Linked DNA regions of Homo sapiens: region 2 is linked to region 1. A link is a loop called in an ENCODE intact Hi-C map of the cell type or tissue named here. Cell type or tissue: PC-3. All regions are shown on one strand. Each heading gives the region's core, and the rest is flanking DNA. Links, peaks and the distances in the headings are about the cores only.

Region 1 (5,802 bases), core at 519-5,518:
ACCTTTCTTTACTTGGCTTTATTTACTTTCCTCCAACTCTTACTCTAAATCTGGCTCCTGGGCCCACCATGCCACTGATACTGCCCTTGACAAGGTCATCATTGACCTCCATGATACTACATCCGATGAATGCATTTGAACTTTTCAGCTTACTTAATGACTCAGCATCTGCCAATTCAATGAAATAATCCTTTACTTAAAACATTGTCTGGCATCATCTTTTGAAACTCGATTTCTGTCTTATTTGTAGGCAATACTTTCTCTATTAATCATTAACTATTGGGGTTTGGGGGTTTTGTAGGGAGGGCTCTCTCTGAACTACTGTGTTCTTCTCACTTCACCCTCTCTCCACATCATCCACCCTGATGGCTTCATAGTAGACACGGTTAGTGGCTGCACAGCTCTCTTCAAATCATCTTTACCAGTCTCTGTGCCTCTTCCCTGGTTTTAGTTCACTTTTGCTCCCAATGACCCTTCAGAGGATTTCCTGTGGGGTTTAGAACTGGTCTTATTCCATTGCTGGGATGACTCTTAGGAACTTGGTGTGGGATGATAAGGCTGACTCACATTAAATGAGGTGGAGGTACCAGAGTAGTCTTGCCAGAGTTCTAAGGAAGAGATTCAAAAGCCCAAGATGCAGGTATGCCAAAATGGTTCTGTATAATAACTGAGGACCCGCCAGTGATGAAGGAGAGAAAAAAACCAAGGTCTGATTTACAGATAGACCAGCTTGGTATGCTAGTACAAACAAAAATAGACTGCTGCTGCATGACAGAGGTCCCAGCTTTGAACAGGAGTGCACCTGGTCATCCACTTTGTGTGAAGAGAGTGGCTTGAAGGAAGGATAAGCACGGACTTCTGAGCAGTGCAGAATGGATCATTTGGAATTGAACTATTTGGATTGGAAGATTGGGAACAAAGAGATCTGGAGTAGAAACAGGTTCATGGACCCATAGGAATGGGCAAACTGTGTATCATGCATTAATGTCCATTAGGGAGTATTCACTGTAGAAGAGGCTCTACAAAACTAGATGGACAGGATGACTTGACTGGTAAATGTCAGGTAGCCCTGGCCACACCAGGGCTGGCACACTGGGCCTCCTCAAAGAATAGTCACGGATATTCAAATGGAGGCTCTGCGTGAGCCCAGTGGAAGGGTCTCCCTCCCACCAATGCTGATCTAGTTACTGCCACTGCTGAAACCCGTCTGAAAGATGCCCAGTATGCTATCTCTCAAGAAGACACCATTTAGTTGCAAATAATTCCTTTTCTACCTTGAAAAGAGAAGTGATTTGTCTTATCCAGGAATAGCATATTTTCTGGGTATAGGTTTGCCTTTCTGCCCGCAGTGCCTCAATTCACACCTACTATTCAAAGACTCACAGAGTACTTGATTTACTGACATGGAATCCTGAATAATATTGCATCAGACCAGGAAGCCAACTTATGACAGATGGGGGTCACAGAACAGGTGCGTGAGTATGGAACCCACCAATTCCCACATACTGTATAGCCCAGATATTGCTATTTTGATAGAGATTGGAACAGTTTCTTAAAGTCACAACTGAGGTGCCAGCTTACAGACGATACATTATGAGGTTTGGGTGTTGCTTTAGGATGTAGTATATACCTTCTACCAATGGTCATTATGTGGTACTGTGTATCCAGTGGTAGAATATACGAATCCAGGAGTCAAGGGGTAGAACTAGAAAGAGTCTGTTCACTTCATTCCTACTGACTCACTTGTTATTTGGGAAATTTGTGCTCCTAGAAACTGGACCTAAGACAGGCTTCAATTACAATCTCTACAGTGACAAAAGCCAAATCCATTATCTGATCCACAACTTTCTTATAAGCTCAAAATCTGAATATCTAACCACCTGCCTGATATTCAAATTAGATGCCTCACAGGTACTTGCAAGCTAATATGTCCGAAACAGCAGTCACGATCTCTGCCTTCCTGCAGAATATCATTATAAGTGAATAGTACTGCCATCTACTCAGGAGCTCAAGCCCGAAATCTGGAGTCTTCTTCAAAATTTTTTATTCCTTTATCTACCATAGCCAATCAACCATCATGTTTTAGCAATTTTATTCTTCTAAATGTCACTCATATTTTGCAATCGGAGGATGTTAGCCTACTGGCACCACCCAAATGCAAACTCCATCATTTCTCAATTGGATCATTGTGACAGCCTTTATGGTGGCAACCTCTAAAATGGTCCCCAGTGATCCCTGCCTTCTGATGTTCACACTGTTGTGTAATCCTCCCTACTTTTGCTTCCAATAAATAGAATACAGTAAACATGATGGGATGTCACTTTTACATGGGTTACAAAAACACCCTGACTTTCATCTTTCTCTCAGTCTCTCACTTTCTCACCTGTGTGGAAACAAGCTGTGTCATCTGGGTCACTCTGCCCTATGGAGATATGACAAGGAACTGAGGGAAGCCTCCAGCAACAGCCAGCAGGGAACTGAAGTCCCTAGTCCAACAGTCCCTGAGGAACTGAATCCCACCCATAGCCACATGAGCAAATGTGGATTCTCCCTCAGTTAAGCCTTCAGATGGGAGAGCAGCTCTGGCTGACATCTCAATTACAGCTTCATGAGACCCTGAGCCAGTGATACCCAGCTAAGGAACTGTACACCCAAAAAAGTGAATTTTACTGTAATAATTTTTAATTATGGGAATAATATAGTGTTTCTTAAGAGATACTGTAGCATGCATTTGCACTGAGTTAGACGTAGAAAGTGAAAGGACAGATCAAAGACAGAGCAATTATAATGGAGCCCAATGCTAAGTCGAAAGCTCAGAATAAGCTCAGAATCAAGATACAATCTCTCCAACCACAAATCTCCTGTTTCTGGTAGATTTGTATCAGTAAAATAGTGTATCATCCAACACATGTATTAAGCAAGCATAGATTAGGGACTCTTCAAAAAAGAGTAGGTTAGGTTAAGACTCTTCAAAAAAGAGTAGATTAGGTTAAGAAGCTCTTTTGGGAAGAGAAAAATTAGCGTATATCTGGAGGTCACTGAAGTTTGCTGAAACCATTGGGGCCAGTGAGACTGGTAAGACTCCTTGTTAGATATCATCTCCCATGACAATAACAGACTGATTAAATATAAAAGGGAGATCTCAAAATTCTAAACTGGAAAAGAAAGCGATGTGCAAAATACAAATTGAATTTCATTTCCATATCTACCCTCATACACATAAGCACATCAAGCCAGAGTAGAGCAGCAGAAGGGAACAAGGCAAGACTTCGACCAAATCATCTGTGTTCAAATGCTGACCCCTTGTGTCTACAAGTCATTATATCACGGTATTCTGTACTTAACCATGTGGTTTTTCAGCTCTATTTGTGTAAGCAATAATGAAAGAACCAATGCAAACAAATTTGAAATATAATTCAGCCTGGGGAATTGTACTTGGCACAGAAAATGTGTTGGCTCTGCTTCCATTCACCTCTGCCTACCTGCCATCCACCTGGTAGGTATTAGTCACTTGTTCCATTTCTCCCAAGAAGAAATACAATCATCAGATGCAAATTAAGCCAGCATATCCCCCACAAACTTAAGCAAAAATAAATGAAGACTAAAGGAAAAGTAGAGTATGTTTAATTTCTCACTAGGTCAAGGTCTGATTGTGAGAATAGTCTGATTGTGAGAATATTTACTCAGCCTGCTACCTGATTCGCATTCCTTTGAATCTGAATTCTTTTCATGGCACATGAGCCACTGCTTGCTTTCATGGTTAAGTTAATGTGTGAATTTGCTTCTCACACAATTTGATTGATGTCTTGCTTGGTCTTGGAGAGGTAATGAGATTACCACTTAAAAAATATAACCATTAGTACATGAGAAAAAAAACCATATTTGGAGAAATTGTCAAATGTTGCATTTACTCATCCATTCATTCCACACATTTGAATATATCCATGGCTATAAGAGAATAATCCTTGATTCCTTCCTCATCCCAATGCCCACTTCCCTCCTATACATACAGACTCATCACTAGAAACTATGTCACTCTTCACTATTGCTTTAGGGCTTGCGGTACTAGCCTTTGATATTGTCCCTTGGCCAGTCTTCCTACACACCCAAAATGTAGATTTGACATAAAGCTGCCAGCCTGACAAAGGCAGGACTATTAGTTCTATCAAGGTCACAAGGGTAAGTGTAAAATTACATTCAAGTAGGGGTTACGATCCAATTCCTTCAGTCATTAATTCATTCAACAATTATGTATTAAACATTGGTTTATCTAGACCCTACGATGAATAAACAAAGATGCTTGCCTTCAAGGAGCTCATCTTCCAGCTGAAGGAGACTGATGGTAAATTTAGAGTTAATTAGTGAATCATATAGTGCAGTAGAGCAGGATAAAGTAGATCAGCAGGAAGAGGTATACAATTTTAAATACAGTGTTTGATCAAATTGAAGACATCAACATTTGTAAATCACACCATTATTTTCTGGACCAGTAAGAAAAATAATGCCAATTAAATTGTGCTGCAATGCCTAAAATGGTAGTTCTGTGGCTTTGAAATGCATTTCATAAATCAGCAGGGATCTGGCAATTTCTTCTGCTTTCAGTTGCAATGCTTAGGAAGTTAAAGGCAATCCTTTGTGTGTTTCTCAGTAGCAAAATGAAACTCAGCTTCTTCTCCTTACAGGTAGCCTCCTTAGGCAAGCCCTGTAAAGCACATAGCTGTTGCTTTCAAAGGCAATGTAGAAATGAAAAAAGAAAAGCATGTTAATATTAACATCATTATTTTCAAACTAAACTCCTCTCAACCCCCTAAAAAGGTAGCAAGCACCTTAATTTCAGAAAATAGAACAGAACTTTAAACTGAAAACATTTAACATCATTTTATTAAAAAATCAATAAGTTGTCCTACTTTCTCATTTTCCTATCTTTGGTTAAAGAATTTATTTTGGCTAGGTGCCAGTATTGTGAGATCCATTTGGAAAATTGCAATCTACAGCTGAGGTCTTTAAATTTTTATCTTGTGTACCCCCTAAAAGAATTTTTAAAATCTGTAAATGTGTTTTTTTTTAGTGAGGTTAAAGATTTTCATCATCATTTTAACAATTGCAAACTATGTATGAGTGCATTGTACATGTTGCTATTTTAAAATAAAACTGTTAATAGCTCTTTTTAAAAATATGAAATTGTGATCATTCTTCTAGAAACAAAATATTTCCTTCAATACCAAATGTAAGCTTCATTGCCCTATTCCCACACCTTTCTTCATACACAATAACTTTTTGTCTCAATGCTCAATTACAGTATCATAATTTTAAAGACATTTTAAATGGCAATGGAATCAACTTATGCGGTACCAAAAATGCACATAACTCAGTGAAGCAATGATACTATGAACAAGTACAACAGGATTCCCGTAGGCTCAGGGCGTTTGTGGCATGATTGTGAAACACATCCCATTTTCAGAGATGTGCAAATGTGGGAAATAAAGAATTGAGGAGATATGGCTGGGTGATCTCAATGAGAAGGAGTCATACGGCTAGCTATGAGGGAAGAACCAATCTATGCTAGCTTGCAAGAAAAAGAGAATTCAATTCAATCTTATGTATGGGACTAGCTGCCTTTCCATTTTATAATTAGGGTCTGTCCTTTGACAAGTCTCCAAATAGACCTGAAATATGGACCTGGCTTAAAGGCAGGTAGGCAGAAGCCAGGCAGCAATGCGTCTTCTAAGGACAGTGGTTCTCCAAGAGTGGCTTCCAGATCAGCAGCCCCAGCCTCACCTGAGCACTTGTTCAAAATGTAAA
Region 2 (5,802 bases), core at 562-5,561, 340 kb before region 1:
TTGGACCAGATCAGCTTTTAGAGTATGCGATATTGTGATATAATAAGAAATCTATGTAGTCATGTGCTGAATAAGGGCGTTTCACTCAACAACAGACTGCATTTTCTGTATATGGAACAGTGGTCCCATAAGATTATAATGGAGCATATACAGAAACTTGATGTATGGCACATGATATTGGCATTGCAGATCAAGTAGGGGAAATGACTAATATTTGGTCATGATGCTGAGACATTTAGTTTTCTATATGAAAAACTATATATAAATAAAGCTGTATCTACCATCTAGGTTTGTGTAAGTACACTCTGGCATTTCCACAATGATAAAATTGCATAACAACACATTTCTTAGACTTCTTGAAATGTATTTTTCAAGATAAAAACTCTCATTAAAATATGTAAGTTTTGACATATTTGTTAAGAATCTACTCCATAACTTAGTAGTTGTCCTATAAAATGGCAAGAAGTCTTGTGTTTCTACATGAAAATACATGCTTTATTTGAAAACAGTGTCAAGAAAAAGATTGTCTTTCAAAAGTGTAGACAGATTCTCCAACACTAGCAATTATAAAACTCTGACTCTTATTTACAAATGTTCTTTTAACACCATAGTTTAAGTGGTGACCAAATAAGTACAAATTGCTTTTATTACCAAAAGAAGTATAAATGTGTGCTACTGCAAGTGCAAAGCAGTAAATACAATATGCTGGCTCTAAAAAACACTAAGTCATAATGAATAAGCCTTACCATTAACTCATAATATTACATAGAAATTCACATACTGAGGCCAGGTGCAGTGGTTTATGCCTGTAATCCTAGCACTTTGGCAGGCAGAGGCAGGCGGATCACCTGAGGTCAGGAGTTCGAGACCAGCCTGGCCAACATAGTGAAACCCCATCTCTACTAAAAATAAAAATTAGCTGGGTGTAATGGCGCATGTCTGTAACCCCAGCTACTTGGGAGGCTGAGGTAGGAGAATCGCCTGAACCTGGGAGATGGAGGTTGCAGTGAGCCAAGATCACACCATTGCATTCCAGCCTGGGCAACAGAGCAAGACCCCATCTCAAAAAAAAATAGATAAATAAATAAATTCACATACTGAATGAAATGTCCCATGTTCTAGGCCCTTAATAACACCCACTATGGTGAGCACACTCCAGTGAGTTGCTTGTTGTTGTTGTTCTTTTTTCTGATTACTCAGTTTCCGTGTGTCATCTCAAGTGGAACCCCTCAAGGTAGTCCAGCTCAAGTCTTTTTAGTCCTGAGGTTGCTGCACTGACCAGGAGTCAGGACAATGCTACTATTCTAGGGCTCTGCCTCTGCTTCCCTCAGAGCCTCATCTCCTACCTACAAAGGGAAAATAGCTATACCTACATCATGGGAATTGGAATGACTGAACTTGCTATATAATCTTGAATGAAAAGAGGGCATCACACAAGGAAGAAAGAGGGAAATGAAGAAGTAGAAAAGTGAATAACAAAAAAATGACAATAGAAGTAAGAAAGTCTATGGAGTTGGCCTCCATCTATAAGGTAGACTTCATAATATAAGTAATTTTATGATGAGTATCGGATACTAGTTAAAAGCACAGACTCTGGAAAGTGATTTCAATTCTGGGTTCTATTATTAAATAACTGTGTGGCCTTAGATGGGTTATTTAATCAAGCTGTGCCTCAATTTCCTTATCAGGAGAATGGGGTTGCCATAAGGCGCATGTGTGTGCTCATGTGTGCACACATGTATTTGCATGTGTATATAATGCCTATTTATGTGTTAGCTATTTTCATCAAATGATCTCTGGTGCTCTACTACCTTTACAGAATCTACAGAAAAAAAATGCTTACGGTATTCTCTTCCTTTCCTGCCAAACTAGTTCTCACAAGGGCATTAATAGTGAATATATTACCTAGAAATACCTACAGTTTAAAAGAAGATGCAGAAAAAGGCAATGAAAGATTAAGGAAATTGTTAATGGTAGAATTTCAGACATCAGCAAGCCACCTAGGAAAATACTATAACATAGTGCCTCCTAAATATATCTACTTGATAAGATTGTCCCTACAAGGGTGGGGATAGTGTGTGCATATAAACCTCTTTAAATTGTATGTAACATTTTGGAGAGTATTTTTTGTATTCGTACATGTGTGTAGCTTTCAGAGAAAAGATCACAGTTTCATCAGATTCCAAAGAGAATATGAACTAAAAATATTTCAGTATTCTTGCCCTCCAAGTTGTCTTTGTTCTTATTTTCTGTCTGTATTTAAGAGGTGCTTTTCTACTCAAACACGTGTGTGTGCCCCCACCCCTACACACAAGCACACAAAACATACACTCATATACACACACACAGCAGCAGCAGCCTTGCTCTGAAAGTATCTCTTAGGGGCCCCAAAGTAAAAAATCTCAAATACACAGCACTTCTCTCTTTAAGGTCTAAGCAGATACATGCATGGGTACTTTTCTGGTCATTGGTAAAACACTCTTATCTTACTCTTTTATTATCTATGCTGCTTATTGTTCTTTTTCTTCTGGTTTAATAAATACACTTAAGATTAAAAAAAGTAGGAAGAAGAAATAATAATTACTTAAAATCCTGTCATCCAAGACAACTAATTTCAGTTTTTTCCTATTTTTATACAAATACAAAAATATGCACATGATAACATATTATAAGTATGTTATATGAATAGAATTGTAATCTTACATTTAGAAAGATTTTTACCTAATATAAGCATTTTTGCCTGTCATTAAATGTTTTTCAAAACACAGTATTAAAAATGCCTTCGTCAGTATATCAGCGCTATGATTTTACTTAACTTCCATACAGGTGTTTCCTTCTTAGTTTGTTGTTATTATAAATAAAGCTATGATAAATATCGTTGGATATAAGTAAGTCATCATGTACACCTCTGATTATATACTTGGAATACATTCTTAGAATTGGGATTTCTGGGTCAAAAAGGCTTTTCTTATTTATGACGCAGTCACTTGTTCCACATTTCTAATTTGTTTTAATTAAAGGAAAAGTTTAATCATATTTCTAACATTTTCAAAATTGTTGGTGAGTTTTTATTATTCAAAGAAAATTTATATATAAAGTCAAGACCAAACATTTTCTCAAAACACACACACATCCTAACATGTACTCATTCAGAAAGAAAAAATCAACAATGTGTGATCACTGCTGAGCCAAGAAATATATTTTTCCATAATTTTTTAACACTGTACCACAGCAAGGAATTACCTACTTTTAACCACTGGGTGTCCCCTGAACTATATGGTTAACATGCAGGCAGATAGCACCATATCACGTTTAACAAATGTCTAACCTTTCTTATTGGCGCTGGTAGTAAGAACCCTCATTATCTTTTAAATTCGCCAGTCATTCAGCTTTCAATTTCACTAGTGAAATAAGTATATTGTATCAGATTTTACTGAGTCTACTTGCTGTATTAAGAAAGTACACAGGAAAAAAAGTGACAAAATTATATTCAGAGAAGCAATTTTTATCTTAAGTACTAAGTGAAACCAAAAATGGGATGTTATTATAAGATTGTTTTAGCTCTCAGTTTCCTATAAATAGTTTTCTTCAAAATTGTAGATTTCAGATTTTAGAATGATATATTTCTAGAATGGTACTAAAGTCCAAAAATTCTGGTCCTTAAGCTTGAATTAGATCATTTAGGAATGAGAGGCTTGATGTGCAAAAGAGAGAGCCCAAAAATACCAACTTTAATGTGAATAACAAACTAGGAGGTCTAGAATCGTAATGATTAAGACAAACAAATTTTTAGAATTCACTTGTTAGTTCTTTCCAAACAACATCTTTCTTATTTGATGTTTCTTAATTAATAAATGAATTCATTTATCAATAAACAACTGGCAGAGAACAGTACCAAACAATCCAAGACATCTATAACATGTGAAGTGTCTCAGTCACACTGACAAAGATTCTCTCCTTGACTAAATTCTAATCAGGCTCCTCTGAGCTCTTTTTCAATTAGGCCTCATTGTTGGACTTCCACGTTCATCTCTGCACTACCCACTCATAGCAAGAATACTGACAGGCTACTTTAGTCAGAATCCTCCATTCTTGCTATCCGATCAAGTCCCCTCATCCTCCACCATCCGCCAGGTGAGATCTGATCACCCGCTGGCCTTAAGCAAGAATCCTATAGGTCACTTTTCCCAGAATCCGCCTTATCCCTGATGTTTCCTTTTAATTTTCCATCCAACGATCCCTGGCCCTGCTCCTAGCTAAAAATCCCCACTTTTCTTCATTATATTTGGAGCTAAATACTACCAAGGCCTTGAATAACTATAATAGAATGCAATATTTGAGAATGATGTACATGGAATTAGATTGTTAAAATTAAGGTTGGCTATGGAGTCAACTCTTGGAAAAACCAGCCACCCCTATAATTTCTCCCCTCTTACTGCAAAATTCCCTTGCAGTGGTCCCTACACCTATAGCAATGGTCTGGAATGAAGTCTGCCTTACTATTGTTTAACAAGTAACATGAATATTTTTTTCCTTACAGAACTTATCTCTTTTTGTGTAAGTAAACACTGACTTCATTTTTCATTGCTTTATCTGCTGTTCTTTACATAAATCTACATACATTGGAAGAAGAATCTACCATGCAGAATCTCCACATACTCAGCACCCTCTCAATCATAATCACAGTACAATGGAAACCTTCTATTACTCCACAAAAACAGCTTGGAAGAGAACTGATACTATCCCAGTCTCCAATCAGGACCTTGCCTCAGCCCCCATCCCTCTGGAAATATCAGCATTTCAGCCCTACTGACCCTCCACTTCTTCCTGCACCCCCCACACTGATGACAGGGAGCACCCAGCTTCCTCTACCTCTTTGCTTGCTGCTTCTTTGACTTGAGTTATCCTTCCCACTTTCTACATGTAGGCATTTATCAACACTTGATTTTAGTTTCTCTCTCTTCTCTCTCTACACTCTTTTCTTCAATAATTTTAACCAGGAATTTTGGTAGTGAGGGTTAGAGGCAGAGATGGAATTGGAGCTTGAGCAGTTTCAAAGGAATTGCTTTAAAACAGTTTATGATGAAGATTGAGCTAATATGTAGTCTAAAGAGGAGTCATGAAATAAAGAGTGAAAAAAAAAAGGAATAATCAAAAGATCTAAAGGACAAGGTCCTGGGAGAAGTGGGAAGAAATAGTATCAGTAACTGATCCCTCCAACCAAAGCCTCCCACAAGGTCCACTGACTCTGAAACTGCAGCTCTCTTAGTGTGCTCTACTGTATTCCCACAATATGGCAGAGTGAGTTGGTCAGGGGGGAAAAGGAGAGGTCATTTGAAAAAGAAAAAAAAATGAAAGAAAAAAGAAATAAAGAAATCAATGTTTATGTGTGCTACGCACCATGCTATGCACTCCACAAGAATTATTTCAGTGTTACTCAAAATGTGCTCAAAAGACCACTGGCATAAGAGAAGAATCACCTGGAGTGATTGGCAAAAATACTGATTCCTTGGGCCCACCTTAGATCTAAATCAGTCTCTGGAGATGGAGCCTAGGAGTCTGAATTTCTCATACCATCCCCAGGTGATTCTTAGGCACAAAAAGAGTTGATAATCACTGCATTATCTCATGCCATATCCTGAAAAATGAGAAACAGAGAGTTTTAAATTTGTTTTGGTACTAATACAATGCTCTACACATTTACTAAGCATTCTGTAATAATGATACTTGAAAATAAAAGACTATGATGTAAATTTGCCATGAGATTTTGCTCTCACAAATGAACTATTTTTATAATGTACA

What was found. Hi-C counts contacts between places; a loop is a spot of excess contacts. Peaks named below come from ENCODE experiments on the same cell type or tissue, not always from the same donor. Only the 100,000 strongest peaks of a DNase experiment are listed, where the experiment ranks them.
Region 2: it touches region 1 in a loop (7-fold over the local background); 21 of 110 quality-filtered maps call a loop at or near these places.

The regions. Positions count from the first base shown.
Region 1 is chr5:96,342,436-96,348,237 of GRCh38, reverse strand. All of the region lies in intron 3 of LOC101929710 (a long non-coding RNA gene), which reads right to left. It overlaps LOC107986365 (a long non-coding RNA gene), which reads right to left. Exons shown (of 2, transcript XR_001742457.1): 2 at 3,889-4,723. It also overlaps a transcript of CAST not described here. Among named protein-coding and RNA genes, the nearest start is that of PCSK1, 88 kb to the left of the region's middle. In PC-3, for the core only: a CTCF peak has its summit at 3,297 (motif pointing left); a DNase peak (open chromatin) is centred at 3,377; H3K27ac peaks cover 458 bases.
Region 2 is chr5:96,685,512-96,691,313 of GRCh38, reverse strand. All of the region lies in intron 2 of CAST (calpastatin), which reads right to left. Among named protein-coding and RNA genes, the nearest start is that of CAST, 26 kb to the right of the region's middle. In PC-3, for the core only: a CTCF peak has its summit at 3,260; a DNase peak (open chromatin) is centred at 3,283; H3K4me3 peaks cover 528 bases; H3K27ac peaks cover 441 bases.